Regions from separate parts of the Homo sapiens genome. Here all the other regions are linked to region 1. Evidence: chromatin contacts called from ENCODE Hi-C data. All regions are on one chromosome and are shown on one strand. The core of a region is the stretch at or near the end of the contact, and the rest is flanking DNA. Distances in the headings are between cores, read along the strand shown. Region 1 holds the start of TPRG1L (tumor protein p63 regulated 1 like). Region 2 holds the start of TMEM52 (transmembrane protein 52). Region 3 holds the start of PANK4 (pantothenate kinase 4 (inactive)). Region 4 holds the start of TNFRSF14 (TNF receptor superfamily member 14). Region 5 holds the start of PRXL2B (peroxiredoxin like 2B).

Region 1 (5,375 bases), core at 1,232-3,731:
ATCGACTAAAGATGAGGTCACTAGGGTGGTCCCTAATCCAACAGGGATGTTGCAGAAGAGACCCACCTGGAGAAGGTCGTGTGAAGATGGAGGCAGGGATGGGAGCAGTGCATGAGCAAGCCCAGGACACCAAGCAGGCCTGGCAGAGCAAGACATGCGTCAACCCTCAGGGCTGCAGAGGGAGCATGGCCCTGCACACTCCTTGATTTTGCACTTCTGGCCTCCAGGGCTATGAGGAAACACGTTTCTGTTGTTTTTAAAACAGTTGTTGTTTTTAAAACCAGTTTGTGATGCATTGTGACAGAAGCCCCAGGAAACTCATCCATACTGAGTGAAATTTGTTTATTGTCTAAAATACAGTCCCTCCATCATCTATCCCTCCTATCATTTCTGGAATTTATAGACATCCAAGTCACTCCCCATATCCACAGAAGGCTCAGGCACCTGGTTCAGAATCCTCATTGTCCTGCCAGCTCCCACCAGCAGTCTGCAGCCTCGGCCCCAGCCAGTGTCACTTCATCCCATTCCCTGGACATCTGGTTCCAGGACCACAGCTCCATCCTTGGCGTGGTCCAGAACTTGCTCCTACCTCTCTCCCCCATTCTCCCTCTTTCTCCCCCCCATTCTCTCTCCCTCTCTTTCTCATTCTCCCTTCTCCTCCCTCTTTCTCCCTCCCTCTCTCTGGAATCTCTGGTTCCAGTTGCCCATCACTGACTACAGCTTGCAGCTGTCCAGGTATTTCTCATCTACATCCACTCAGCTCCCTCCCGGCCTCTGTTCTTCCTCCCTCAGGGGTATTCTCCCACTCACCAGCACCTGTTGGATCCGCGGCCATTTCTAACCGGACTGGATACTTGGACCTCAAGGTCCCCGCTGGTAAGATAGCTGGGAGACACTCGTCTGTAGGTCCCTCTGGCAGGTCTTGCTGGGCGTGCCAAGAACACATTGCCCTGACCACTCTTTTCTGGGCCATTTCTCACGCCTGTGCTTGCAGTGGGCACCCTTGCCGGGGAGACAGCCTCCCTGTGGGACAAAGACCACATTGGTCCACAGGATCCAGGGTCCTGTTTTGTAGTGCACCCGCTGTGGTGCAACATGCGTCTGGGCACACCAGCGTCGCCCGTTTCCTGTTGTAGTCTTTCCTCTCTGACTCCAGGGGTATTGGGTCTTTCTGCCAGCGCCCATGCAACTTTGGCAGCCTGGCCTGTCTGCTGGCAAGTGGGGCAGAATCCCTGCACTCCACCATTCTTGGGCAACACTCCCTCTAGGATTTTGGCCTCCCTTTTCTCTCTGGTCTTTGACCACCGCTACCCAGCAAACTCCTCCATCTAGACCAGCCAGCATTGGTTTCTTCCACTCCCCCAGCTGCCGCGTGGGAGGCGCCACTGCAAACTTCCCTGGGGTCTCCCAGCTGCTCAGAGATCCCCATGCCCTTCCCTGATCAGCTCCCTGCCCGGTTCTCATCCCGGCGATTCTAAACCGTCCATCTTTACAAATACTCCGCTCCATCCCCACTCCCTGACTGAAGTAAACAGATGTATCCTGAACTCCTCATTCTCCCCCCATCTCACTCTCCTCGCCTGTGTGCACCTCGCCTCGTGTGTCTTCCTCACCTCCGAGCAGAGGGATCTGTCCTCCTGCCCGAAGGTAACCCTGACCCCTGGACTCTGCGCCTCCTTCCCGCAGCCTCCACCAGATTGCGGGTCCGTTCACCGCCCCCCTCCACACGCGCTGGGGGCACCTCCGGGAGCTGGGGCTAGCGCAGGGCACACACATGTTCCACCTCGAACTGCGAGCGCTGACCGGGATCTCTGGGCAGCCCTCTCTGTGTGCACTGGCTTGCTGAAGGCTCGCGACAGCCTGGGCCCGGGCGCGCATTCCAGCACTTTCTACCCTCCGGCTTCAGAGTGCATTGCTCTGTGGATCCGTCACGAATAAGCCGTGTGTGAAGAACGCCAGGTCCCGGCAGAAGATCGCTGCCCGGCGTGCGAACTCCCCCACGGTGCACCAGGGCCGCCGCCCTGCATCCTCCAACCTCAGCTCCCCGGCACCGCGACCCTCCGTGCAGTGCGAGCCCCCGATGGGCGCGCGCCCCCACCTGCGCTCCAGAAGGCCGAAGGGGGCATCCCACTTGCAGGGCGGGTCACCCGCTTTCCCCGCGGGCCAAGGGGCTCCAAGATTCCCAGCCCCTCCTTCCCAGCCGCTCCGCGACACCCTGGCAACCGGCTTCGGCCCCGCCCCTTCTCGTTGTGTAAACAGGAAGTGAGCCTGCGCGTGACGGTCGCTTCCGGCCCGGCGAGGGGCGGGAGCGATTGTGAACGGCGGCGGGGCAGAGCCAATCGCGGAAAACGGCAGGAGGAGAGCCAATCCCGAGGGTCGGCGGACGCGGGAAGGGGCGGAGCCAGAGGCGGGGCCGGCAAGGCGGAGCCAATCGCGGCGGTCCGCGGGGCGGGGCCGGGGGCGCGGCCGGGTGGTGGCGGTGGCTGCGGCGACGGCGGTCGCGTCGGCGTCAGGGTCGGGGTCGGTAAGGGGTGCGGCAATGCTGCAACTGCGGGACTCGGTGGACTCGGCCGGTACGAGCCCCACGGCGGTGCTGGCGGCCGGCGAGGAGGTGGGGGCAGGCGGCGGCCCGGGCGGGGGGCGGCCGGGGGCGGGGACGCCGCTGCGCCAGACACTCTGGCCTCTCAGCATCCACGACCCCACGCGCCGCGCCCGCGTCAAGGAGTACTTCGTGTTCCGGGTGAGGCAGGGGCCAGGGCCGGGGCGGGGGCCGAGGGCGCGGGGCGGGATGGGGGCGGGTGGGGTCGGAGGCGGGCGCCGGGCGGTCCCGCAGGGAGCGAGCTGTGACCTGTGATCTTTGCCCCCGTCCCCCACCCCGCAACCCGCCCAGCCCGGCAGCATCGAGCAGGCAGTGGAGGAGATCCGCGTGGTGGTGCGGCCCGTGGAGGACGGCGAGATCCAGGGAGTGTGGCTGCTTACCGAGTAAGCCGGGGCTGCGCTCTCCTTGGTGGGGGGACTCGCCCCGAGCCGCCGCGCAGCACCTTGCGAGGACTTCCCGGGGTGCTCGTGCCACGCTCAGGCGCCCCGTGCCGCCCCTGCTGCCCTTCCAGGCGGGCTGGCCTTGGCTAAGTCGAGACAGCCGCGTCCAGTGTGGACTGAGGCCCCTCCTCTGCCTACAGGGTGGATCACTGGAACAATGAGAAGGAGCGGCTGGTGCTGGTCACGGAGCAGTCCCTGCTTATCTGTAAATACGACTTCATCAGTCTCCAGTGCCAGCAGGTGGTGCGGATAGCGCTCAACGCAGTAGACACCATTTCCTACGGAGAATTCCAGTTTCCCCCTAAATCGCTCAACAAGTAAGCCTGTTCAGAGTCCAGTATCACTGGACCTAAGCACCAGAGTGGACCTTACAATTCAGCCCTTTTAAATCAGCCCCCCAAGCGGTGTGTCTTCTCTGTCATTAATTATAAGCACAAAGGCTCCAGCTCCAAATATCAATGGGAAGTTCCTTAAAAAGAAGCGACTTCTGGGCAATTGAGTGCATTAAAAGGAATTCTGGCACAGAAGGCAGCTATTAGGCTGGTAGTAAAAAGACTTACATGAGTTCAGGATGCATTGAAGTAGAGCCCAGCGTGTTAAAAAGGAACTTGGATGTTCTTCAGGAAAAGTCCAAACTCTGCATTTTTCTCCAGCCAGGGACAGATTGCATATGACACATCAAGTCTTGCTCTGGCTAATTTTTTAAAGAGAAATGGAGGGTCCCGTTGTAATTTATAGATACCACTAAAAGACAAATTTGGAAATATTTAATGACCAGCTTTCAGGAGTTGATCTTTTTGCTGTAGGATAATTTTCTGACGTGAGGAACCTAAACATTACTACAGTCAGTTAAGCTGTAGAACTTGGGTTTTTGATGGAGAGATTTGGATGGGGGATTCAGGAAGCTAAAATAAAAATTTTACCTTTTGGTTAAAACATTTAATATGACATAAGGAAAAGGAAGATTACACTTCCTTTTCACTCATTTGGCTAGCCTATCTATAATTATTCCCTTTTTTTTTTTTTTTTGAGACGGAGTCCCACTCTGTCACCCAGGCACCAGTGGTGCAGTCTTGGTTCACTGCATCCTCCACCTCCTAGGCTTAAGTGATCCTCTCACCTCAGCCTCCCAAGTAGCTAGGACTACAGGTGCCCGCCACCACACCCAGCTAATTTTTGTATTTTTTGTAGAGATGGGGTTTTGCTAGGTTGCCCAGGCTGTTCTCAAACTCCTGGGCTCAAGAGATCCGCCCATTTTGGCCTCCCAAAGCGCTGGGATTATAGATGTCAGCCACCGTGCCCAGCCAGTATTCCTGTTTATTAATTTTTAATCATGTAAAGATTACCAAAATAATACATTTAATAACCAAAATATACCTAATTTGTCATATTTATACCCACAGTATTTAAAGCAATTGTTAGTGGAGATTGAAGTTACTACTAAAAACCACAGGCCGGCCAGGCACGGTGGCTCACGCCTGTAATCCCAGCACCTTGGGAGGCTGAGGCGGGCGGATCACCTGAGGTCAGGAGTTTGAGACCAGCCTGACCAAAATGGATAAACCCTGTCTCTACTAAAAATACAAAATTAGCTGGGTGTGGTGGTGCATGCCTGTAATCCCAGCTACTCCGGAGGCTGAGTTGGGAGAATCGCTTGAACCCAGGAGGTGGAGGATGCAGCGAGCCAACATCAGGCCACTACACTCAAGCCTGGGCAACAAGAGCAAAACTCCATCTCAAAAAATAAAAATAAATAAAAACAAAAATAAAAACTACAAGCCGTTTTCCATTGTGATATGTCATAGGTCTTTTCTGTAAACGTGTGCTTTTTGCTGTCATATTCTCCTAACTGATGAGACTGTCAGATTGTCCATGAGAGCACTGTGGCCTGCCATGCTAAGTCTGGCTATTTCTTCTGACTTTTCAGGCGAGAAGGTTTTGGGATTCGAATTCAGTGGGACAAGCAAAGTCGTCCTTCCTTCATAAACAGATGGAATCCCTGGTCTACCAACGTGCCCTATGCCACTTTCACAGAACACCCGATGGCTGGCGCAGATGAGAAGACAGCATCTCTGTGTCAGGTAAGAAGACAGGCACATAAATAGCCGCGCCCCCCGCAGTGATGGAAACACCCCCCGCAGTCACGGAGACACTTCAGGTCTGCACTGTCCGGCGGCCACGCGGAGCTGCCGAGCACTTGAGACGTGGCTAGAAATGAGAGAGGAAGCTCTCATTTTAGAGTTGATTCCCTAAGTTGTCAGAAATTCTGGTTAATTTATGTTAAAGTAGCCGCATGTGGCCAGTGGCTGCTGGTTAGCATAGCTCCATAATGTGGC
Region 2 (5,375 bases), core at 1,692-4,191, 1.7 Mb before region 1:
AGGCTGCCAATGGAGGAATGGGTGCAGGGGGTACCTCTGACCCTTCCCTGGACACAGGGGCAGAAGGGGCTCCTGGTCAGGCCGGTGCGGGTGTCCCCTGCAGACAGAGCGCCTGTCGGCTGAGCAGATCAAGGAGTACAAGGGAGTCTTTGAGATGTTCGACGAAGAGGGCAACGGGGAGGTGAAGACGGGGGAGCTGGAGTGGCTCATGAGCCTGCTGGGTATCAACCCCACCAAGAGTGAGCTGGCCTCAATGGCCAAGGATGTGGACAGAGACAGTGAGCTCATGGCTGGAGTGGGGTGGGCAGCCTCGGGGGGGCCCTGGGTCAGGTGTCAGTGCCTACGGGGGGAAGAGGCAAAGCCCATGGGGAGTGCTGTGCCCCATCCCTTGAGCCCCAGCTGTGCCCCTTGCAGACAAAGGGTTCTTCAACTGCGATGGTTTCCTGGCACTAATGGGAGTTTACCATGAGAAGGCCCAGAACCAGGAGAGCGAGCTGAGGGCGGCATTCCGTGTCTTTGACAAAGAGGGCAAGGGCTACATTGACTGGAACACACTCAAGTAGGGCCCGGGTTGGGGGCGGGTGGTGGGCGGGCACGGGCAGGGCCGATGGAGTGGCTCAGCGCCAGGCCCCGTAGGTACGTGCTAATGAACGCAGGGGAGCCCCTCAACGAGGTGGAGGCGGAGCAGATGATGAAGGAGGCCGACAAGGATGGGGACAGGACCATCGACTATGAGGGTGAGTGGCCTGGAGCCCTGGGAGCCGTTGGCTGGGCCGGGGCAAGCTGCTGACCTGCCCCTCTGTTCCCAGAGTTTGTGGCCATGATGACGGGGGAGTCCTTCAAGCTGATCCAGTAGGTGCAGCTGCCGCAGCCGGGGGAGGCCTGCCCGGGAAGGCTGCTGCCCCTGCCCCCTGGCCCCCACTCCCCCGGCTCCGTGTAAAATAAATGTTCCAGCCCAACCTGTGTGTGCCTCACTGTCCCAGCCTGGGTTGGGGGGCAACAGGCAAAGGCGTGGGGCTGGAGAAGGAAAAGAGTTTTCCTGGCCCAGTCACAGAAACAGCCCCAGTCATTTCTGCCACGACACCTGACACCACCCATTGCCCAGCTCAGGGCTAGGAATGCCAGCCTGAAACCTGGACTGGGTACAGGCCGGGGACCACACGCTCGCCCTTCCTGCTTGCACTGGGGGTTGGCTGCCCAAGGGTTCCTCCCAGAGCCCTGGAGTCCCAGAGTCCTTCCCACATAGGCAGAGACCACTTAAATACAAACTTTATTCTCTCTCCAAGAAGATGCAGACGTCACAGGTGGCCCTGAGCTCCCACCCGAGGCTTAGGCCCAAGGGGCCTCTTCCAGGCTGAGGGCCTGCTGGGGCTGGGCCAGGGGCTGAGGCTGAAAGCAGCAGCCTGCCTAGTGGGTGACGCCAGGGGCCGGTGTAACATGGCACCGAGGTTGGGGCCACAGCAATGTGTGGGACGGTGGGGTGGGCTGGGGCCCTTGGCTCCAAGCATTAGTTCTCCAAGCTCTGGTCCGTTCTCCTACCTCCTTCAAGGGGCACCAGGGCTACAAGGTGGTAGTTGAGTATTGGGGCCCGACTCCTGGGGCACTGGAGTGGTCTCTAGGCCCGAGGCCCCAAGGAGAGGGCTGGGTTTCTGGGAGAGTGCTGGTCCTTCCTCTCTGGGCTTGGCCATCTTGACAGCTTCATCGTAGGAGGGTGGAGGCTCCGGGGTGTACAGGCTGTAGGCAGGAGGAGCCATGGAGTCCAGGTCCAGCTCCCCAAAGGGCAGGGGCAACCGCATGCCCAGTGGGTACTGCACGGAGCTGTAGGCTGCAGGGAACCAGAGTGGGTTCGTGGAGGCGGGCTTGGCATTTACCCCCGCCATCTCCACCCTCAACTGGCGGGCCCCTAGGCACTCACAGGTCACAGTGCTGTGTACAGGGCTGTCACTGTCCATAGGGATGACTGCCACGTCGCAGGGCTGCCGTGCTGGTGGCAGATGTGGCTGGGCCTGTGCCTGCTTCCGGAGGCAGCAGAACCGGACACAACCAGCTGTGACACCACACAGCAGAAGCAGGAGGACCGCCAGCAGGATGAGCCTAGGAGAGCAAGGCTCTACCACTGGACTGACCCTCGGCCACCGGGCACCTGCACCCTGGGGAATGTCGTGGCACAACCACCGAAGACAGGTTAACAGGATAAAAAGCAGACAATGTCTCTCCATGTCGGAGACCGCCGTGGCCAGAGCCTGGCCTCGGGCTGCTGGGCCTGCCCTGGCTATCTCTCCTGGGCTGGCCAGGGGTGGCCTTGGGCTCACTCCCAGGACTCGCTGTCCTCAGCGAGTGCCCCACTGCTGAGCGGGATCGTAGGGGACTCCCGCGGAGGCCAGGCGGGAGAGGTGGGAGGGAAGGTCCTGCTTGCTCCAGGTCAGTTCCCGCCAGCGGCCGGGACTGGGCGACAGCGGAGGCGGCCTGGTGAGGTAAGGGCCTGGCGGGCCTGGCCCCGGTGACCCCCGCCCCAGAACCGTCGGACGCACGGCTCCGCCGCGGCCTCCACTTACCCCACGTGCCACAGGCTGCTCCAGCGGGCCTGGGGCGGGCACCTGTGGGGACGGCGGCACCTGGAGCAGGCGGGGCATGGGACGGCCGACCTCGCCACCCGTGCCTCCCCATAGGGCGGGGCCAGGCCCCGGCTCCCTCCCCCCCGACTTACTGGTCCGAGGGGTCGCAGCTGCCGTCCGCGAAGCCCAGCGCCACCTGTGGGGACAAGGGTGAGCCCGGGAGGGGCGTGGTCCGAGCAGGGACCCGCCCCGCGGTGGCCGAACCGAGAGAGAACGCCGCCCGACCCACCTGCGGCAGCGGCAGGAGCGGCAGGAGCGGCAGGAGCGGCAGCAGCAGCCGCAGTCCGCGGGCGGCCAGCGGCCCCCGGGCCATGCTCTGAGGAGGTTGGAGCAAAGCCCGGCGGCGCGGCTTTATGGGGCCCCGCCCACCACAGGACACACCCACCACATGACACGCCCACAGAACGCCCGCTCAGAGTAAACCCCGCCCACCGGGCCCCGCTGGCCGCAGGCCCCGCCCACAGGCGCACACGCCTACTGGACGCCCCACGCAGGGTAAACCCCGCCCTCCGGGCACCGCCCAGAGCAAACCGCGTTCGTCGCAGGCCTCGCCCACAGGACGCCTCACGCAGCATAAACCCCGCCCACTGGGCCCCGCCCAGTGCAAGCCTTGTTCGCCGCAGGCCCCGCCCACAGGAGCCCTCGCCCACGAGACGCCCCCATTCGCTGGGCCTCCACTCAATGCAAACCCCGCCCACTGGCCCCATGCCCAACGTAAGCCTCGCCCACCATACCCCGCTCAGCGCAATCCCCTCCCACTGGGCCACGCCCAACGTGTTCAGAGGGCTTGTCCGCCACAAGCCCTACCCCGCAGCTCCACCTGGCCCAGACTCGTGAGGCGACGGTGGGTCTCGTCCTCAGCCCGGGCACGGCGCCTTAACCTCGGCCGAGCGTGGCCTGCTCTGCTGCTGGTCTGGGCGTGGCCCGGGGACCCTCGGGAGCTGGCCTGGAAAGTCGTGGCTGCCTTGGGTGTGGTCCCTCGGGTCCAGTCTCGCAGGCGGGCTCCAGGTGGACTGTAGGGTAACGCCACCAAGATGCTGGGCATCCCGAACTTGGTGTTTGGACACTTGATTGTGGACCTGCGCTGCAGGCGCTGTCTGGGGGCTGGCCCAGGGGGCTGGAGCCTGGCCCTGGCTCTGGGCTGTTGAGGCGCTGGGTGCAGACCACTTTCCCAAAGCACTTGGCCTTGGGGGCCATGCCCCACCTGGGGAATGTGACCTCCATTCCCGAGGGCCACAGGGAGCCCAGTGCCCTTCCCTCAGCCTGCAATGTCTGCTGCTCCCTGTGCAGGGGCAGGCCTGGGGCCATTTCTTCCAGGGGGACCCCAGACCCTTATCCCTCTGCCACCAGGCCAGGGGCCCTGTTAGGCTCTTGGTGCCCTCTGCTCCCCGTGGGACCAACAGCACACCGTCTCTCTGGTGGTCAGGCTAAGGGAGGTGGTCAGCACAGCAAGGGGCAGGGTCCATCTTACTGCAGGAGGGGCATGCACCCCTTGCTCAGAACTGTTCCACATGTGGGCGCTGCTCAGTGTCCCCCACCCCTACCACAAGGGCAGTGACCCTGGAGGGCAGGGCCTCCTCTGCGTGGCTCTTCTGCCCATACCTGCCCCTTCACTGCATCACTCCTTCCACTGTTGGGCTCTGCCTGAAGTTGCCTTTCACCTCCCAAGGCCTGTGCCACGGTCCTCAAGGGCCCTTCCTGCCTGCCCAGCTCCCCCAGCCCCTGGCCCTTCTTCCTGCCACATTGACTGCACTGGTCGTGGAGGCCCAGCACGGGAGTGGGAATGGGAGTGCATGTGCACAGCACAGCCTGAGGCCACAGCCCCGAGTTCCGGAAGGTGTGGGCACGGCCCCCACGCAGGAGCTGGGCGGGCCTCGCCACTCAGTACCAGAGGCCTGCCAGCAGGAGAGTCGGGTCAGGGTTTAGAAGAGAGGGGCCTATTCAGGAAACATTGCCATCCAGTAGCACCTCCTCCTGCGGCCGGGGCCTGGCCTGGACCTGGCGGAACCTGCCTTCCCCTCCCATCTGGTGTGGCGCAAGCTTGAGCCATGGTGGGTCGGCCGCAGGAAGGGCAGCAAGGGACCCATTGGACAGAAATCCTGCAAAACGCCACTGCGGGGTCAATGTCACTGGCTTGAAGTTTGGGGCAATGGCAAGTTCCTAGGCACTGTGGGCCCTGGGGGGCTGGGGGTGAGGGCAGGCAGCTCAAGACCGGCGTCCCTGAGGCCTGTGCCCAGGAAAGCTCCCAGAAGCACCATCTGCTCCCCCGACCCGGCCAGGGAAGGCTGCGTACAGTCTGCTGGTGGCTGCTGGTTGGGGTGGCACAGTGGGTGTGCTGCACTGACAGGAGGGCCAGGCTGGGTGGGCTCTGTGGGGACAGCGTCCAACAAGCCAGACTCCAGAGGGCAGGGTTGGGGTGCAGGCACCACTCTGAGCTTCAGGAGCATCTCACGGGCTGCGAGGGGTCTTCTCTGTTGAAGGGTGGGTCAGAGCCCAGAAAGCCGAGCCCAGACTTATCTCAGACAAATAGAGACTTCAGTGCAGGAGCTGGGCCTCACCTGGCCCCTGCTGGGTGGAGGGGAGGGCATGAGTAGGCTGGGGGGTCCCCACCGTCTGCTCACCTTTGCTTGGGGTCATCCGGGGTCCTGGAACTTGGGAAAAGTCTGGAGGTTCCCGGGGCCTGCCCTGGGCTTTGCAGCCCTGCCCTCCCCACCACCCAGGCCCCTCGGTTCTGGGTCAGCCTCAGCTCTAGCTGTACCC
Region 3 (5,375 bases), core at 2,147-4,646, 1.1 Mb before region 1:
GTGTCCAGGCCCCACAACAGCCATCCCAGGGCACCTCCTGCCTGGTGGTGAGGGCAGGCTCCCCGACGGCTGGCGTACAGTCTGGTGGACGCGTCACAGGCTCAATCTGATCCCCTAGCCTGTGGCTTTAAGCCTCCTTATCCCCTCCCCTGCCCCCAGTGCTGGCCGGGCCCGGAGAGTCTCACTAACATGCACCATGCCGCCGACTCACCTCAGTAAATAAATCGTTTTCTAAAACGACAGATGATGCAAGAGGATGAAGATCTATTTTAAGAGACTCATCAAAAGTCAGTATAAACAAACTCTCAGGTCACAGAAATCCAGTTTCAGGCCCTGGGTTCTTTGTGTTAAATACATGCCCAAACAGGATGTACTGGGGTTGGGACAGAGGTGGGGGTGGGTTGGTTTCTGCAAGATACGCATCCTCCCTCCCTGAGACCCCTGCACGGAGAGGCCCAGCAAGGCCAGTGTTCCGTCTGCCTACTCCCCACACCCGGGGGGACAAAACGGGACCTGAGGCGCGAGGGGCACGCACAGCAGGGAGATCTGTTAGAGCAGAGGGAACCGCCTGCGGGCGGGGACCCTTCCGGGCTGAGCTCAGGGACCCCTCGGAATCACAGCAAACCGCGCCTGGCAAGGCAGTGACAGGAGTGCCTCCTGGCGGCTCTCCGGGCTGCCCGCGCTCGGCCCTGAGGCCAACAGCTGGTGGGGGAAGGGGGCTTCCCAGAGGTTTGGTCACCTGTGCTCTTCACATCTGAGCCATGGCCTTCTAGTTCTCCCTGTCCCACAGGCCCCATCCCCTCTGCCATTCTCTCTGGTCCTGTGTTTCCTCTTTGGGCACCAATGGAGGGCAGGACAGCCAAGCAGACACCACCGCCCCGTGGCCCCTTCCTGTCTCACCTGCCTCTGAGGAACCCTCCCCACAGCCCGCAGAAACCTAAAATCAGATCGAAGCTGCAGTATGTTTTGAGAAATACAACGTCCCTGCTGCTTTCAAAGAGGTGAATCTGCTCAGCAGACATCAGCGTCCCATCGAGAGGAAAACAGCTTGCCAGAACACAGGGCAGGTGAGCTTTCCTAGATCCAGACACAGGCAAGGGAAGAGGAAATGGGAGAAGCCTGCTTTTAAACAACACTGTTGACAAGCACTTTGGCTTTGAGGGTTCCTGGGTTGAAGACACCCCACCCTGAGCGTGGCCTCCCAGCAGCTCGGTCAGGAGTAACAAACAAAAGGTCTCTCAGTATCAGTCAACAGGTCCTCTTAAGAACCAGAGACACAGGACCCAGACGCAGGGAGAAACTTTGAAGAGGGGAAATAAATACCAGCACTAAACAGACCTCTTAGAGTATCCTTCTACCAAGAAACCCCCTGGGCTCAGCCTGGAGAACAGGCTGGTACTCCAGGGCCCTCTAGGGCTGCGACAGCCCTTCCTGGACAGCCCCAGCTCTGCGGCTTCACTGGCCTCTCGGGGCCACACAGAACATCCACGGTGAGCCCTGTTCTCCTGGCCATTCCCCAAGTGACTTATGCAGGTCAACTGCAATTGCATTTCAGAAACATTTAATCCCGACTTGCTTCCAGTAACAGAATCCCCCAGTGTAAGGGCAGCAGAACCTTGCAGAGCACACGCTCTACCGGGCCTCAAGGTCTCAGAAGGCTGGGAAGCATGGCTGGGGAGCCTCTGGTGAGGCCTGCGGTAGACAATCCCCTAGGCTAGGGCTGCAAGCTCAGCACCTGCAGCCCAATAACCAGTCAGTCCCAAGTCCTATCAGCGGTCCCTAAAGATGCTACTCACACGTTCTCATACCTGGCACCAGGCCACACCCCCTAAGAAGCATTGCCTCCCATAAGCTCACTGAAAGGTGGGAGCCAGGACCTATAGCTACTTCCATTCTCATCGCCCCCCACTTCCCTAGAGGACACCCTTCCCTGGCTGGACATCTCAGAGAGATGATGACACCAACAACCCCGAGGACACCACAGCAGCAAACATGTCAGATGCACCAGGAGCACACAGCTCAGAGGGAATGGCCTGGGTCTCTCTGAGTCCCAGCTTTTCCAGGGAGGTGGGAAGCAGTCAGCGGCAGGCCCATTCATCCCAGTATTTACTGGGCGGCAAAGACAGGTTGGGCATCCTTTTCGGGGGCTGGGGCTACAAGACACACCGCTGCTCTTGTGGGATTCACACACAAGCAGACTCAGCCTACGACCGAGATGAGTGCTAAGAGGGAGAGGTATGTGAAGCCGCAGCGGCTATTCAAGGGGGGTTTCTCCAGGTGAAGCTGCCCCCAGGAAGCCCTCATGCCTGAAACATGGGCAGAGTAGGAGAGCAGGGAGTGGCTGGTTCAAATCCTGGTTCTGCCACTTTCTAGCCCGATGACCCTGGGCAAATTAGTTCACCTTTCTGGGGCTTGGTATCCTCATCTGCGAAAAGGGAGTAATTCGCGTTCCTCCCCTAGAGGTGGCTGGGAGGTGTCCGGGAGTCAGGAGCGTGGGAAAAAGGTCTAGAACAGAGCCTGGCCCGCCGTCATTACTGAGAGCACAGCCATCAGGCAGGAGGGTCTGCAGCGGACCCTGGAGAGGCCAGGGCAGAAGTGCAGGCCGCCTTAAAGGCCACGGAAGGCACGGGTGGCTTTTAAACCAGAGGCACGAGTTCCCAGGTCCCACGTCCACGGCCGCCTGAACTCACGCCCGGCGTCCACTCTCCAGAGAGCGGGGCCTGTGCACGGACTGTCCGGCCCGCGGGCCACAGCTGGCCACGCCGCGGGAACGCGCGGCCTTTTCGGGGCCACTCTGCCAAGGGCTTCCCGCCGAGCTCGTCCTCGTCTCGACCAGAACTAAGGACCCCAAATCTCAGGCCAGCCACCAGCCAAGCGGCGGAGCCGGGGCGCCCAGATGCCGATGTGGCCGAAGACATAAAATTCCGCCGACCCTCCCACCTCGCGGCGGGTAACGCTGGACCCCGGCCCCCAGCCACCCAGGACGGCCGCGCGAACTACCAGGCCCGGCAGGCCCCGCTCTGGTCCCTGCGGCGCCTGCCGGTAGCTGTAGTCCGGCCGTCGCCCCGAGCCCGCGCATCAGCGACCCTGCGGACTACAAGGCCCGTGAGGCTGTGCGCGGGCCCGCGGACTACAAGGCCCGTGAGGCTGTGCGCGAGGCCCGCGCCCCCGCCCTTCGTCCTTCCCGCCGCCCCCGCTCGCCGGCCCACCGCCGGCGCCCCGCCCGCCCCCGCAGCCCGCGCCCGGCGCCCGGCCTGCGGCTACCTATGTCGATGGCGAAGCGCTTGGCGTTCTCCAGGTTGCGGAAGATCTCGTCGGGGGGCAGCGTGATGCTCTTGTCCAGACTGTCCCCGCTGCTCCCGCTGCCGCTCGCTCCACACTCCGCCATTTTGAAAGTGCCCGGCCAGCTCATCAGCCATGGAGATATATGCGCATATATTTGACTGCCAAACGCCCCCTCGCATAGATTATGTTAATGAGGCGCCGGCCCCGCCCCTTCCCTCCCCCACCCCCGGCCTCTGAGGTCTCGGCCGCTACAGGGCGAGCTAGGGCCAGTGCTGGGCAGGGGTCCGAGAGGCCCGGGGCTGCGGGCGGGCGGGCGGTTATCCTCCAGAGATCGCGCATCAGCACAGAACATCTGGACTGATGTTCTTTTACCGCGCTGTCCACAGGCTTAACTCAAGTGCTCTGAGCCCTGCTGAGGGAGGCCGCAGAGGCCGCCCACCTGCTTCTAAGGGGGCACGTGGGTCTGCAGACTGTCAGAGAGCCCTGCCCTTCAGCGAGTGCCTGCTGTAAGCTTGGCCCTGCACGCCAGGGCGAATGTGATGCGCTCTTTGCTAGGGTGACTCAATCCTGGCTTCCCAGGGGCGTGGGACTTTCAATGTTAAAAGTCCCATGCAAACCAGAGGAGTGGGGAACCCTGCCCCACCTGGGAGGAGCCCCAGCCTGGCATGCACCTGCGGGTAGGGAAGATGTGTGCTGTAATGGCGATCCGTGGAAAGTGCTGTGGTCGGGGGAAGCCAGGCAGGCTGCCTGTGGGCAAGACAGGTGCCTGGGAGGCTGCAGGAACAAGCCTTGGAAGCAGCTGGAGCCAGGACAGGGGTATAGGTGGGGCAGGCCAGGGTTCCAGGGTGAGTGGCTGGGAAGCCCTGCTGGCATGAAGAGATGCGTCTTCTCCAGAGGCTCTGGGCGCCTTGGGAAAAAGCCCAGTGTTGGAAGCAGACAGATCAGCCCCTCCCGGGTAACCCGGGGTCATTACTGCATGTCTCTGGCCCTCAGCCTCTGTCTGCACGTGGAGAATGCCACCAGCTGCCTGGCAGGGCTCCTGGGAGCACAGGCCTGTGGGGCGGCACAAACTCCAGGGATAATGCATCTGTGTGCGCAGGGCAAGCCTTCAGGGAGGAGGCATCCTTGCCTGTGTCTTCCAAGGGGGTGGGTGTGTGGCTCTGGAGGGGGAGCCTGCCCCAGGGAGGCCTGGGTGGAAGAGTGGAGCACACCCCAGGCGGCTTAGACCTCTGGCAGCTCAGACCCCTGGCAGCATGGTGTGCCATGGGCCAGGCTGGCAGGAGGTGCCCTCCATGAGGGGCGCCCACCTGTGTGCCCACTGAACATGCGGGAAACATGCAGGTGAATGGGGGCCTTCCCTGTCCTCTGCCCACCATACCCCGGGGCTCGGTAGGGACCACTGGCAGGCACTGGGTTGGTCTGGTGGGGGGACCCTGTCTAGACTGCCTGTGGAGTAGCCAGAAAGGGGCTGAAGGCTGAGCGGAGCGAGAGGGGCTGAGCAGGAAGGAGCAGGCAGGGCAGGCCCACACACGGGGCTACCATTCAGCGGGGGTGGGAATGCGGCCCACTCCGGCCCAATCCTTGCTGGATGGATTTTGCCCCTTGGGAGCTGGTCCCTGGGAGCCACAGGCCTCAGTTCTTGCAGACTCAGCCAACACCCTGTGGCCTGCCTAAAAATACATGCCCTTTCTGAGGCAAGGGATGGCCCCGTGCAGGCTCCTGCCAGGACTGCCAGATCCTGCCTTGGCACGGTGGCCAGCGGGCAGGTGTCCCCGGAGCCCATGCCAGGACTGGCGCTGCAGGCCGTGGGAGTGTGCAGCAGCAACTCGGGGCAAATGTTTTCTCCTGTTTGGCCCAGGGCCAAGCCCCTTTGGCTGTAGCAACAGATCTACTGCGGGCTGTGGCCCTGGGTCGCCTCTCAGTGGACACAGCCTAAGGTCCTGCGCTGTCACCTTGCCCCACCCCTACCTTCCGGAAGCTAGTGAAAGGCCTGGGCGGGGGGAGACCCAGGGCTCCGACCATGTCCACCCCTCCAGCCCACCTCCCCCTGCCCCTGCCCCTCACCTGCTTTCCCTCCATCCCTCCCTCCC
Region 4 (5,375 bases), core at 884-3,383, 1.1 Mb before region 1:
CCTGATGACCCTGGGGTCCTGCACAGGGCCTGGCGGTGCTGGTGCCGGGAGAGCCCACGCTGAATGGATGAAGGAGTGAGTGCTGTACTTAGCGGGGGGCGCTGAGCGCTGGGTGGGGAGCCCAGGACATTTCCTCCTGCTGCCCGGGAGGTAACACCCTGGACCCCTGGAGTCTGCATTCTGTGAGAGCGGGCAGGCCACAGAGAAGGGAGAAAAGGGACGGAGGGCCGAGGCGGGCGGATACGGGGAGCAGGGAGCGGGGACAGGGCTTACTCAGCAATCAGAGAAGGCCTCAAGGAAGAGGTGACATTTCAGCAAAGACCTGGCACTGTCTGTGCCCTCGGTGGGGCAGATGGGCTCCCTTCAGCCCCCTTGAGGCCTGGCACCTGGGGCCCTATGTCAGGCTTGGGGCCTTGGTGTGGGAGCTGAAGTCGGGGTAGGAGGGGCATGGAGGAAGGGGCAGGAGGGGCTGAGTCTCACTGATGCCTGTGTTAGTCTTGTCTCTTGCCATGCCTCAGTTTCCCTCCTCCCCAGGGTGGGGTGGATGAGACGACTCTGGAGGACGTATCTGAGAGAGTGGGGTTGGAGCCCCGTACCGGCAGGTGTAGGCGCTGTGTCTGCTCTTGGAGGTTGGGCGTTCTTGGGGAGTTGGTGAGGGAACGTGCTGTCCCTGCACCCTGGAGCCCCCATGCCCTCCTGGGGCCCCCGGGAGTGGAGGATGCAAGGGGCCCCCTTCTTCTTCCTTGCAAGACCCACATGGCTCTGCATGTGGGGGACATTCCTGGCAGGGGGCGCTGAGGGCCAGGATGTGAGTGCACCAGGGAAACAGCAGATGGGGCTCCTCTCCCAGGCTCCAGCTGTGGGGTGGGAGTCCATGCTCCTGCGTGTCTCTTGGGGGCTTTTCCTCCACTGGGTGCCACCTGGTCCCCCACCCTGCCTCAGAGTATTGGGGTCTGGGCTCGTCCACCCTGGATGCTGGCCAGGAGTGCACCTGCCTCTGGAGCTCGGGACGCTTGGCCCCACAGGACGGTGTCGCACACCACAGCCGGCCTAACTTCACCCCTGCCTGCTCCCTCTCCAGGGCCGGCCTGCAGGGCTGCACACTTTCTAGTTGGGGTGCAGGTCCCCGGGCTCCTGCCACAGATTCCTGTGGCTGGCCACCCTGCCAACTCTCCTGCAGGTGAGGGTGGGCGCAATCCCCAAGGTCCTTTCCACCAGATGCCACTGAGTCCCCCAGGGGCCAGGGCTGGACCCTGGAGGGGGTCACCTGGCTGAAGTCAGGACCAGGAGGGGCAGGGGGCAGTCGAGGGGCAGGGGGCGGTCCTGGGCCAGGCGTCTGGCAGATGGGCTTGCTGGAGGTGGGGGTTCCTGGTGTGCAGCAGGCGGTGCCAGAGGGGGTGACTGGGACCTGCTCTGGGCAAGCACAGGCGGTGCGTGACAGACCTGGGCTTCCATTGACTGCATCACGTCCAGCAGCAGGAAGGGGCCACGGGGGCACTGGCGTCGTCACGTGGGTCACGAGGTTCCATGTGATGCAGGGAGCGAGGCCGTCACGAGGGACTCACTGGTGCCTGCCTTGGGGCTCCGGGACTGTGGGCTGTCTCCATCCGGAGGTCTCCCTACCACCAGGCTCTGTGGGGCAGGGAAGCCCAGTGGGGTGCAGGGAGCCAGGAAGCTGGGGTGGGGTCAGGGCAGGGTCCACAGGGAGACCGGGCGAGGCTGGCAGCCTTCCCAGTCCGCGCAGCGTCTCTGCAGGGGGAGCAAGAGCTGCCCTTCCACCCCTCCCAGGGGACGGGTAGGGGCACTCTGGGCTTTTCCCACCCCCTCACGCAGGGACACAGGCCTGGTGGGTCTATGACTGAAATTGGCCAGACCGCATTCTGGTGGTTTTATTCGGAAGGGAAGTTTACCCTGTTCAGCAGAAGCTGAGATGGGAACAGGAAACCCACAGGGCCCCTTTATTCGGCAAAAATGTCAGTCAGCGCCCCGGGGAGCAGCCGAGGGTCCCTGAGTGTGTGAGTGAGGTGGGGAAACACAGATGGACTTTGGGGGGCTCCCCCTTCTACAGGAAACCCGGAGTGGACTGGAATGGTGCAGGGGGAGAACTCGCCCCTCCCATCGGGCGCCTCCTTCATACCGGCCCTTCCCCTCGGCTTTGCCTGGACAGCTCCTGCCTCCCGCAGGGCCCACCTGTGTCCCCCAGCGCCGCTCCACCCAGCAGGCCTGAGCCCCTCTCTGCTGCCAGACACCCCCTGCTGCCCACTCTCCTGCTGCTCGGGTTCTGAGGCACAGCTTGTCACACCGAGGCGGATTCTCTTTCTCTTTCTCTTTCTCTTCTGGCCCACAGCCGCAGCAATGGCGCTGAGTTCCTCTGCTGGAGTTCATCCTGCTAGCTGGGTTCCCGAGCTGCCGGTCTGAGCCTGAGGCATGGAGCCTCCTGGAGACTGGGGGCCTCCTCCCTGGAGATCCACCCCCAAAACCGACGTCTTGAGGCTGGTGAGCCCCCGAGCCTCCTCTCCGTCTGCTCGCAGATCCCAGTTCTGACCCCAGGGCCTCCCACAGATCTCTTCCCCATGCCCCTGTCCTGGCCGTTGCTGGCTCCGGCGTCCAGCCCGTCCCCTGCTGCCTGGGGCTCTCGGGTCAACCCAGACCCCCAGCACTGGGCTCACCACAGTGGGGTGAGCAGCAGAGCCACAGCCCTACCCAGCAGACCTCCTCCTGCGTGTGTCCCCCACTCACCACTCCGTCCACGGGCAGCTGGTGAGCCCCCATTTGGCCGGATGTGGGCACTTCTGGGGGCTGGGTGTCTCTGGGCGTCTCTGGGCGGGGCCCTCGAGCAGGTGACCCAACTCCCCGGCAGCCCTGACCTTGGTGACAGGTGATAAGATCAGTGTGCAGCAGGGGGCTGGACCCAGGTGGGTGGGGTGGGGATACTCTCCATGCTCATGTGGCACTCCTGCCTGTCCAGCCACTATCCCCATCAGGGGCCCCCGACTGCCCATCAGCCAGCCCAGGAACGAGGCCACGGCAGAGCCACCCTCCCCGATGTGGCCCTGATCAGCCTGTCACCCACTGTCTGGCTTGTGAGCCTCTGGGGCCCATCCCTGGCTGCCCCTGCTGGCTCTTCAGGGGTCAGCAGGTCCAACCTAGGCCAGCAGGGGGGCCGGCAGGTTGTCTGCCCAGTGGGCTCAATGCTCCCAGGTGTGGGGTGTGGGGTCCCTGGCGAGGGCAGAGTTCCAGTTCCCAGGGCTCCGCGCTGCCAGGCAGCGTCATCAGGGCTGGAGGAGGGGCGGTCCCCACCCTATCCCGGGCTCCAGCGGTCGGCAAGGTTGTTCCATGAGCCTGGCCTGGGGCCCGCTTCTGTCCTCTCTACCAGGCACTGCCGCTCCTCCCCATTGCACAGAGGGAGATTCAGGCTGTGGGGCCAAGCCTGGCAGAGCCCACAGGGCAGCCAGGGCATCTCCCAATGCCTGTCCTGACCCCCTTAGGTGCTGTATCTCACCTTCCTGGGAGCCCCCTGCTACGCCCCAGCTCTGCCGTCCTGCAAGGAGGACGAGTACCCAGTGGGCTCCGAGTGCTGCCCCAAGTGCAGTCCAGGTAGGTGCAGCCCTTTGGCGGGCCAGCTCTGTGGGCCGAGGGCAGACACTCTTGCCCCCTTCTGCCCCAGACACCCCTGTGTTCTCTGCCCCCACAGCCATGGGTGTGATGAAGCCCTGGGGCTAGGTGTGCAGACAGTGAGGGCAGAACCCCCAGGCCAGCAGCTTGGACTCTTCACCCTGGGGGACCCTCACAGTCACACTGCACAGGGGGTGGGTCTGAGAGACGTGGCTGGCCCACCGTGGCCAGAGACATGGGCTCGGGGGCACATACCAGAGCCGGGCCAGGTGTCCCAGGAGGCCCCATGTGCTTCCAGAACTTTCCGATTTTCCCCAGAGCAGCTCTGCTCATGGCTGATGGGGCTGCTGTGTCCCGTGGGGCTCATGGGCCATTTGAGTCCCCTTAGCTGGTGTCTCCCTGCTTGGGCTCTGGGCGCGGGTGGAGTGATGGGTGGGCTCCCGAAGGGGCCTCCCGCAGACTTGCGAAGTTCCCACTCTCTGGGCGGCAGGTTATCGTGTGAAGGAGGCCTGCGGGGAGCTGACGGGCACAGTGTGTGAACCCTGCCCTCCAGGCACCTACATTGCCCACCTCAATGGCCTAAGCAAGTGTCTGCAGTGCCAAATGTGTGACCCAGGTAAGAGGCCAGCACAGCCGGCCCAGCCTCCGCTTGGGCAGCCTGGATGCCCCCGCACCCTGCACCCTCTCTCCATGGCCACAGTGCCCCAGGAAGGCCCCGGCTGCCCCAGGCCAGGTCCCAACCCCATCTCCATGGATGCACCCTGCAGGGGACGCCTTGAGGTCAGCCTCCGGCCCCCGTCCACCTCTGTCTCACCTCTCACTTTGTCACCGCCAGGTGGGCCATCCTGAGCTTGGCGACTGACCCTTATCCCTCGTCCTTGGCTCCTCTGGTGCCCGGGGTGGGTGCCCAGACCTCTCCTGTGCCCACGTCCCTAGCTGCAAAGTGGAATGGGATGGTGCTGGGACTCTCCGGCCGGCACTCGGGCCTGCTGCTTCCCCACAGGGCTTCTTGTCCCTTTCTCCTCCAGATATTGGTTCCCCCTGTGACCTCAGGGGAAGAGGTCACCTGGAGGCTGGTGCCCACCTGAGTCCAGGCAGACAGAAAGGGGAACCAGACCCAGAGGTGGCCTTTGAGTCACTGAGCGCAGAGCCTGTCCATGCGGCCAACGGCTCTGTCCCCTTGGAGCCTCATGCCAGGCTCAGCATGGCCAGTGCTCCCTGCGGCCAGGCAGGACTGCACCTGCGGGACAGGGCTGACGGCACACCTGGGGGCAGGGCCTGAGCCTACAGGGAGGCACAGGGCAGGTGGGCTAGCCATGAACAGAAGAGGAAGCTGGAGTGCTTTGGGGGTTCATGCATGTAGGCTGGGATTTGGGGCTCACACCTCAACCTGCATGCCCAGTTCCATGCCCCTCCCCTCTTGTGAAAGCACCTGTCTACTTGGGCTGAGGATGTGGGGGCACAGGTGGCAGGTGAGGCTGCCCTCAGGAGGGGCCCAGGCCCAGCTTGTACCCCACCTCCACCAGTACCTGAAGAAGTGGGGCTCTCACCCTACCTGCCTCTGCCATTGGAATGGCCTGGTTTGCACAGATGGGAAACCCGTTTGCGGGGTGGGTGTCTGGGTGGGCACGTGGGGCGAGGACCTGCCTGCGGGACCCTGCCCTGGAACTGACAGTGCAAGCTCGGCGTCCTGCCCATCTGGGCAGAAGGCTGGTTTCTCCCATCAACGAAGCCCTCCCAGGACCTTCCTGCAAGCCCTC
Region 5 (5,375 bases), core at 2,027-4,526, 1.0 Mb before region 1:
TCTCTTTGGCCTCTGGTACTGGCAGCTTCTCCTGTTAAGAGGGCAGTCCTCCACGAGTGTCTCGTGCCCCCCACCTCTCACAGGGTGTGCCAGGAATGCAGGCCCTGAGTACCCTCCCCCATTTCTCAGGGTGGTTTGCCCTGAGAGTCCTCTAGGGACAAAGAGCAGCTTGCTCACTGCTTGCTGCAGAAACAGCTGACTCCCCCAGTGCAGGGCTCCTCAGTGGCCACGCAAACCTACTGACTGTGCAGTGCCCACCCAGGCCTACCCACATGGCACCCGTGGAATTTGGGGGCAAGGGGATAAGACCAAACACACAGGTGAGCACCTGCCTGCCACGCCATGAATGAAAAAGTCCTTTGTCTCTGACCCCGGAGTTTCACGTCTTCTGTCAGCATCCCTGCTGCGGTAACGGGCCAGCTCTTCCTTTGTAAGGAAAGCTAAAACCCAGTCCCAGAGCTGGCACCACCTGGAGGAGGAAGTGCTCTTCCCTGCCCCTCCTTGGCCATGTGACTTGCTCTGGCCAGTGACATGGGAGTGCAAGCGACACATCCCAGCTGTGCATGGCCGCTGGGAGAGTGTGGCATGGTTTCTCCATCTCTCCTCCATGTCCTCCCTTGTCAGGAGAACGGCATGTTCCAGAGAGCCACAGCTTGCTCAGCCTGGACCCCAGAACGAAGGAGGCATCAGAAGCTGAGCCACCCGTGGCCGACAAGAAACCTGAGTGGGAGGGGAAACTTGGTTGCTGTGATCGACCCAGGCTTGCGAGTTGTTTTGGCAACACAGCCTAGCAAGAGCCGACCAATATGTCATTGATGAAAGAAAGTCAACAGGCGTGTAGAAGGAGCTGTCTACTGAGCATGTCTGCACTTTTCTGAATTATGTTGCACTTGAGTAAAAAGTAAGCAAGCCTGTCTATTTACTTTAAATGATGTGTGCCAGATATGTACAGTATGCAGAGTTAAGAAGGTGCCACCCCAAAATAGGCTGCTCTGGCATAGTCACTATTAGGAATTAAAGGCAGTTAAAACAATAACAGGTGCAAAAAGATCATTCTGATCTCTCTTGTGTTTCTTAAAAGCAGAAGATGAAATTCCCAGGTGAAAGATGCTCTCCCTACACTAGAAAGCTCTGATCCTCAAGGATGAGAAGCTGAGACCCAGCAAATGCTGTACAGTCCCTGATAAAATGCCTCTCACCTTTTCAGCCCCCCACATCATCTAGCTGCTTCCTCAAACCTCACTGTTCTCTGTCCAACTCAGCACACGACTGAGTCTGCTTCACTGGGTCTTCACTTCCTTAGGAGGGCTCCTGAGCCACATCCAACTTTAATCAAATACACTGGCATGATGATCTGTCTTATCTTGATTTAACTCTTGGGCCCAGCCAGGACCTCAAAAGGATGGAGGTGGAGTTTTTCAGCCCCTACATATGCAAACACACACATAGCATGTATCTGAGCGGCCACATGGGCTGGCCCTGCTATTTTCTTATGGCTTCTCAGCCTCCCAGCCACCTTCTGCTCTGCATCACTGGAGCTGGGAGGCTGCAAGCTCCTTTCCCACTCTCCTCTGCCCGTTGGCTTCCAGTGAGGCTCCTGCAGCGATGGCGTTGGTGGGAGATGCCAGGCGAGGAATTGATCTCGCATTCTCGTTTCTGGGAACGTCTCTGAAAATGGCTGAATCCCGTCTGGGATCCCAGCTCCCAAGGAGGCGGCAGCTTGCTCACTGCTTGCACAGCCCCAGACGGCAGAGGGGCCCTCTCCTGCACAGCCTGAGACAGTGGAGGGGCCCCCTCCTGCACAGCCCCAGAAGATAGAGGGGCCCCCTCCTGCACAGCCCGAGACAGTAGAGGGGCCCCCTCCTGCACAGCCTGAGACGGTGGGGGGGGGCCCTTCCTGCCCAGCCCCAGATGGTAGAGGGGCCCCCTCCTGCACAACTCCAGAGGGTAGAGGGCCCCTCCTGCACAGCCCGAGACGGTAGAGGGGTAGCCCTGGTCTCTGGGGGCTGCACTCCTGGGCTCTGGAGCTGCCACAGCTCCTCCCTCCTAGTGCTTCCCCTTCCTTGTTTTGCTTTTTGCCCTTTCTGACATAGTGACGACTTCCGTTTCGCAGTCTGGACCTTCACCACCCCAGGGCGAGGGCACAGGCGAAGCAGCAGCACCCCCCCGGGGCCTCTCTTTATTTGGAATACAGTGTGGGGGCTCCCCCTTCCTTCTCCAGCCCGCCCAGGCCCCTGGAGCTGTCCTGGGGCCTGGGGAGTGAGGACCCGTGCCAGCAGCACAGACTCTGCCAGGCCGGGCCCGCTCAGGTGGGAGCCCAGGCCGGGTGAAGCTGTGACCCGGCCCTCACCCCAACTCGGTGACAAAAGCTATCACAGGGCTGCAGTGGGGGAGGAACAGGACGCATCTGCCAGGCACCTGACCCGCAGTGCACTTCTGGGAGCTGTGCTTATCTCCCCGGGGTCTATTTCGCCCCAAGGTTTGGCGGGTTAAAAGCTGATATGCAACCGGCACGACATGAACAGTATTTCATGATTAAAGACATCGCGTCCATGTATAATTGAGATGCTGCCGCATTTGCGGGGATTTTCAAGCGAAAACCAGGCCACGTGGAAAGGCTAAGCCCTCGCACCCCCCCGCCCCCCACTGCTGGGACCCCCGCCCCGCGGGAGACCCCGGCCCGCGGTCCCCTATGCCCGCGACCCCTGCGCTCACCCTCTCCCCTCAACCCTGAGTCCAGCCCAGTCTCGCGCGAGGCCGCAGGGAGACCCCCGCCGCTCCCTGGACCACCCCTGGGCCCACCGTACCCAGCCGCTCCCCGGCGCCCCCCGGGACGACCCCGAGCCGGCTGCCCGCCTCCCGCCGCATTCCGCACAGGCGCACCGCGCACCGAGGGCCGCACCGCCCAGCTCCGCCTGCTGCGCCAATGGCCGACGGGGTCCAAGTCGGCGGCCCAACGGAGAGGCGGGGCTAGGGGCGGGACCAGGACGCGGGACAGCAACTGTCCCGCAAGGCCCGGATTGAGGAGGCGGGAGGGACCGAAGCAGGCGGACCCAGGATTTGGCGCCGCGATCTCGAGGCTTGGCCTGGAGTAGGAGGGGAAACAAGGCGGGACTAGGGGCGAATCCGAGGGGGCGGAGCAGGGCTCGGGGTGCGGTCGGGGGCGTGGCCGGGGCGCGCTGCGGCCATCTTGGGGGCGGGCCCGGGGCGGAGACGAGCCCGAAGGGGCGGGGCCTCGGCGGCAGCAAGAAAGGCGGGACCGGGGCATCTCGGGGCGGGGCTTGGGGCTGGATCTATGAGCCGGGAGCGGGGATCCAGGAGCGAGGAGCCGGGAGCGGGGAACAGGGAGTCGGGGAGCCGGGAACCAGGGCTGGCAGCGGCCGCCATGAGCACGGTGGACCTTGCTCGCGTGGGCGCGTGCATCCTGAAGCATGCGGTGACCGGGGAGGTGAGGCCGGGTGGACGCAGGGCGGTGGGCGCGTCCCTGGCTCCTTGCCCGGGCGTCCTGGCAGCGATGGGGTGGTGGGGGCCGCGGGGCCTGGGCGGGGCTGGGGGCAACGGGGCGCGCCCATGACCCAGCCGCCCGGCAGGCCGTGGAGCTGCGGAGCCTGTGGCGGGAGCACGCGTGCGTGGTGGCCGGGCTGCGGCGCTTCGGGTGCGTGGTGTGCCGCTGGATCGCCCAGGACCTCAGCAGCCTTGCTGGGCTCCTGGACCAACACGGCGTGCGCCTGGTGGGCGTAGGGCCCGAGGCCCTGGGTCTGCAGGAGTTCCTGGACGGCGACTACTTCGCGGGAGGTGCGTCCTGTTCCCCGCCGCGGCGGCGCACATACCCTTCCCTAAGCTCAGGGCGTTCGGGGCCCTTTCCTGCCCAACCCCGGCCCTTCTGTCTGCTGGAGCGGCCTTGATATGCCCACGGGTCAGCGTCCCTCATCTCTCCCTGCCTCCCCGCCCCGCAGCTGGTGGCTGGGTGGTGCCCTGCACAGACCTGGGCCCAGCAGCAGAGTCTGGACGAGCTCTGCCCCGCCGGCTCCACCTGTTGCCTCTGGGACTCAGCCCCTCTTCTGAGGGGAGGGGGGACACTCAGCCCCGTTTTACCCCTCCCTGCCCTGCGGGGGTGGGCTGAGCACGGAGGGTGGGCAGAGGAACAGAGGGTCGGAAGGAGGAGGGCGATTCTTTGTGGTGAGTGGGTTGGGGGCTGGTTCTGCGCCTGGGGCACACACATGTGGCTTCCGCTTTCCAGAGCTCTACCTGGATGAGAGCAAGCAGCTTTACAAGGAGCTAGGCTTCAAGCGGTGAGTGGGGGCGGGAACCCTTGGGTAGCGTGGGGTGGGGGGCCCAGGGGTTCCCACCGCTCCCTGCCACCTCCTCTCCCTGCTGCCCTCTGTGGTGCTGTCCACTCGGGCCTTCCTGGGCAAGGCGGCTCTGGTGGCACTGTTGACCAGCCCTTCTGCCAGGCCTTCTCTTGGGTGCTGGGTGACTGTAATGAGCCACCTCGTCCGGGGCTTACTCTCGGTGTCCAGACCACCTCGTGGGGTGGAGCCTCGTGGCCCATCAGGGGCCATCCTAGCTTTCTGGTGTCTGTGCCACAGGCTGCTTCCTTTGCTTGGCAGTTGCCAGCTGAGCCAGATCCCTGGGCACACCCAGCCTGGGGCCCCATCCATGCTCCCTGCACCCTCTGTGGACCCTCGGCTAGCAGCCACTGGGCTCGGTGTCCAACCTGCCGGTGGGCTGGGCTGGCTACTGATCTGGTCGCCTGTGCCATCTCTGAGCCCTGGTGAGGCGGGTGGGTGGGGTGGGGCCTGACCTAGGAACTGGTCTCATGGACACTGGAGCAGGCTCTGGACCCAGGCTTCTCCGGAGTTTGGCCAAGCGACCTGGTGTCTTCGCAGGTACAACAGCCTGAGCATCCTCCCAGCAGCTCTGGGGAAGCCCGTGCGTGATGTGGCTGCCAAGGTGTGTGCGGGTCAAGGGTGTACAGGCCGGGGGGTGGTGGGAGCTCCCAGGAGCCTTTCTTCTAGGATTGACTCAGGCTGTACCCACTCCTGACAGGCCAAGGCTGTTGGCATCCAGGGGAACTTGTCTGGGGACCTGCTGCAGAGCGGAGGGCTGCTGGTGGTCAGCAAAGGTGGGTCGAGGGAGGGGCCTCGGCCACTGCCTCAAGGAGGGCCTTGCTGAACTTGGTGGCCCAGCCCAGGCCCTCTCTCTGGCTTGTCAGTCTCATCACAGCCCCTCCGCCGCAATGTGGCCTGGTTCTGCGTGTCTGCTGGGCTGAGTGGGGCTGTGGCAGAACAGCTCACTCATCTGGGTAGCCGGGTGGGGGATATGGCTGGCCAGGGCTGCCCTACCCTCCCTCCTCCTGGTATGTGGCTGTGAGG

The links. Hi-C counts contacts between places; a loop is a spot of excess contacts on that map. Pooled maps may share reads with other maps.
Region 2: a pooled map shows a loop between it and region 1 (21-fold over the local background). The contact joins the promoter of TMEM52 here to the promoter of TPRG1L in region 1. A Hi-C loop is called at or near these places in 2 of 37 single-sample maps with no recorded cell type and 5 of 50 pooled maps.
Region 3: a loop to region 1 is called in a map of CD8-positive, alpha-beta T cell, with 4 times the contacts of the local background. The contact joins the promoter of PANK4 here to the promoter of TPRG1L in region 1. A Hi-C loop is called at or near these places in 2 of 168 maps with a recorded cell type or tissue (CD8-positive, alpha-beta T cell and naive thymus-derived CD4-positive, alpha-beta T cell), 1 of 37 single-sample maps with no recorded cell type and 8 of 50 pooled maps.
Region 4: a loop to region 1 is called in a pooled map, with 6 times the contacts of the local background. The contact joins the promoter of TNFRSF14 here to the promoter of TPRG1L in region 1. A Hi-C loop is called at or near these places in 3 of 37 single-sample maps with no recorded cell type and 9 of 50 pooled maps.
Region 5: a loop to region 1 is called in a map of ascending aorta, with 2.8 times the contacts of the local background. The contact joins the promoter of PRXL2B here to the promoter of TPRG1L in region 1. A Hi-C loop is called at or near these places in 3 of 168 maps with a recorded cell type or tissue (ascending aorta, cardiac septum and chondrocyte) and 13 of 50 pooled maps.

What each region holds. Positions count from the first base shown.
Region 1 is chr1:3,622,534-3,627,908 of GRCh38, forward strand. It overlaps TPRG1L (tumor protein p63 regulated 1 like), which reads left to right and starts at 2,482. Exons shown (of 5, transcript NM_182752.4): 1 at 2,482-2,740; 2 at 2,891-2,982; 3 at 3,180-3,356; 4 at 4,967-5,120. The coding sequence starts at 2,540. It also overlaps a transcript of MEGF6 not described here. RefSeq lists enhancers at 1,756-1,875, 2,856-3,518 and a silencer at 2,326-2,555.
Region 2 is chr1:1,916,338-1,921,712 of GRCh38, forward strand. It overlaps TMEM52 (transmembrane protein 52), which reads right to left and starts at 2,942. Exons shown (of 5, transcript NM_178545.4): 1 at 2,845-2,942; 2 at 2,708-2,751; 3 at 2,556-2,597; 4 at 1,916-2,094; 5 at 1,254-1,825. The coding sequence starts at 2,928. The coding sequence ends at 1,545. CALML6 (calmodulin like 6) reads left to right here. Exons shown (of 6, transcript NM_138705.4): 3 at 104-278; 4 at 415-559; 5 at 637-737; 6 at 810-959. The coding sequence ends at 856. RefSeq lists enhancers at 2,259-3,060, 3,120-3,713, 3,714-4,306 and a silencer at 2,539-3,178.
Region 3 is chr1:2,523,200-2,528,574 of GRCh38, forward strand. PANK4 (pantothenate kinase 4 (inactive)) reads right to left here and starts at 3,397. Exons shown (of 19, transcript NM_018216.4): 1 at 3,265-3,397. The coding sequence starts at 3,388. RefSeq lists enhancers at 117-904, 3,424-4,144, 4,866-5,375.
Region 4 is chr1:2,554,238-2,559,612 of GRCh38, forward strand. It overlaps TNFRSF14 (TNF receptor superfamily member 14), which reads left to right and starts at 2,134. Exons shown (of 8, transcript NM_003820.4): 1 at 2,134-2,496; 2 at 3,489-3,597; 3 at 4,106-4,231. The coding sequence starts at 2,428. TNFRSF14-AS1 (TNFRSF14 antisense RNA 1) reads right to left here and starts at 2,774. Exons shown (of 7, transcript NR_037844.2): 1 at 2,740-2,774; 2 at 487-2,459; 3 at 1-59.
Region 5 is chr1:2,583,501-2,588,875 of GRCh38, forward strand. PRXL2B (peroxiredoxin like 2B) reads left to right here and starts at 3,277. Exons shown (of 7, transcript NM_152371.5): 1 at 3,277-3,448; 2 at 3,591-3,795; 3 at 4,241-4,292; 4 at 4,890-4,953; 5 at 5,050-5,125. The coding sequence starts at 3,386. It overlaps LOC100996583 (a long non-coding RNA gene), which reads left to right. Exons shown (of 4, transcript NR_121638.1): 4 at 625-1,034. RefSeq lists an enhancer at 4,085-4,717.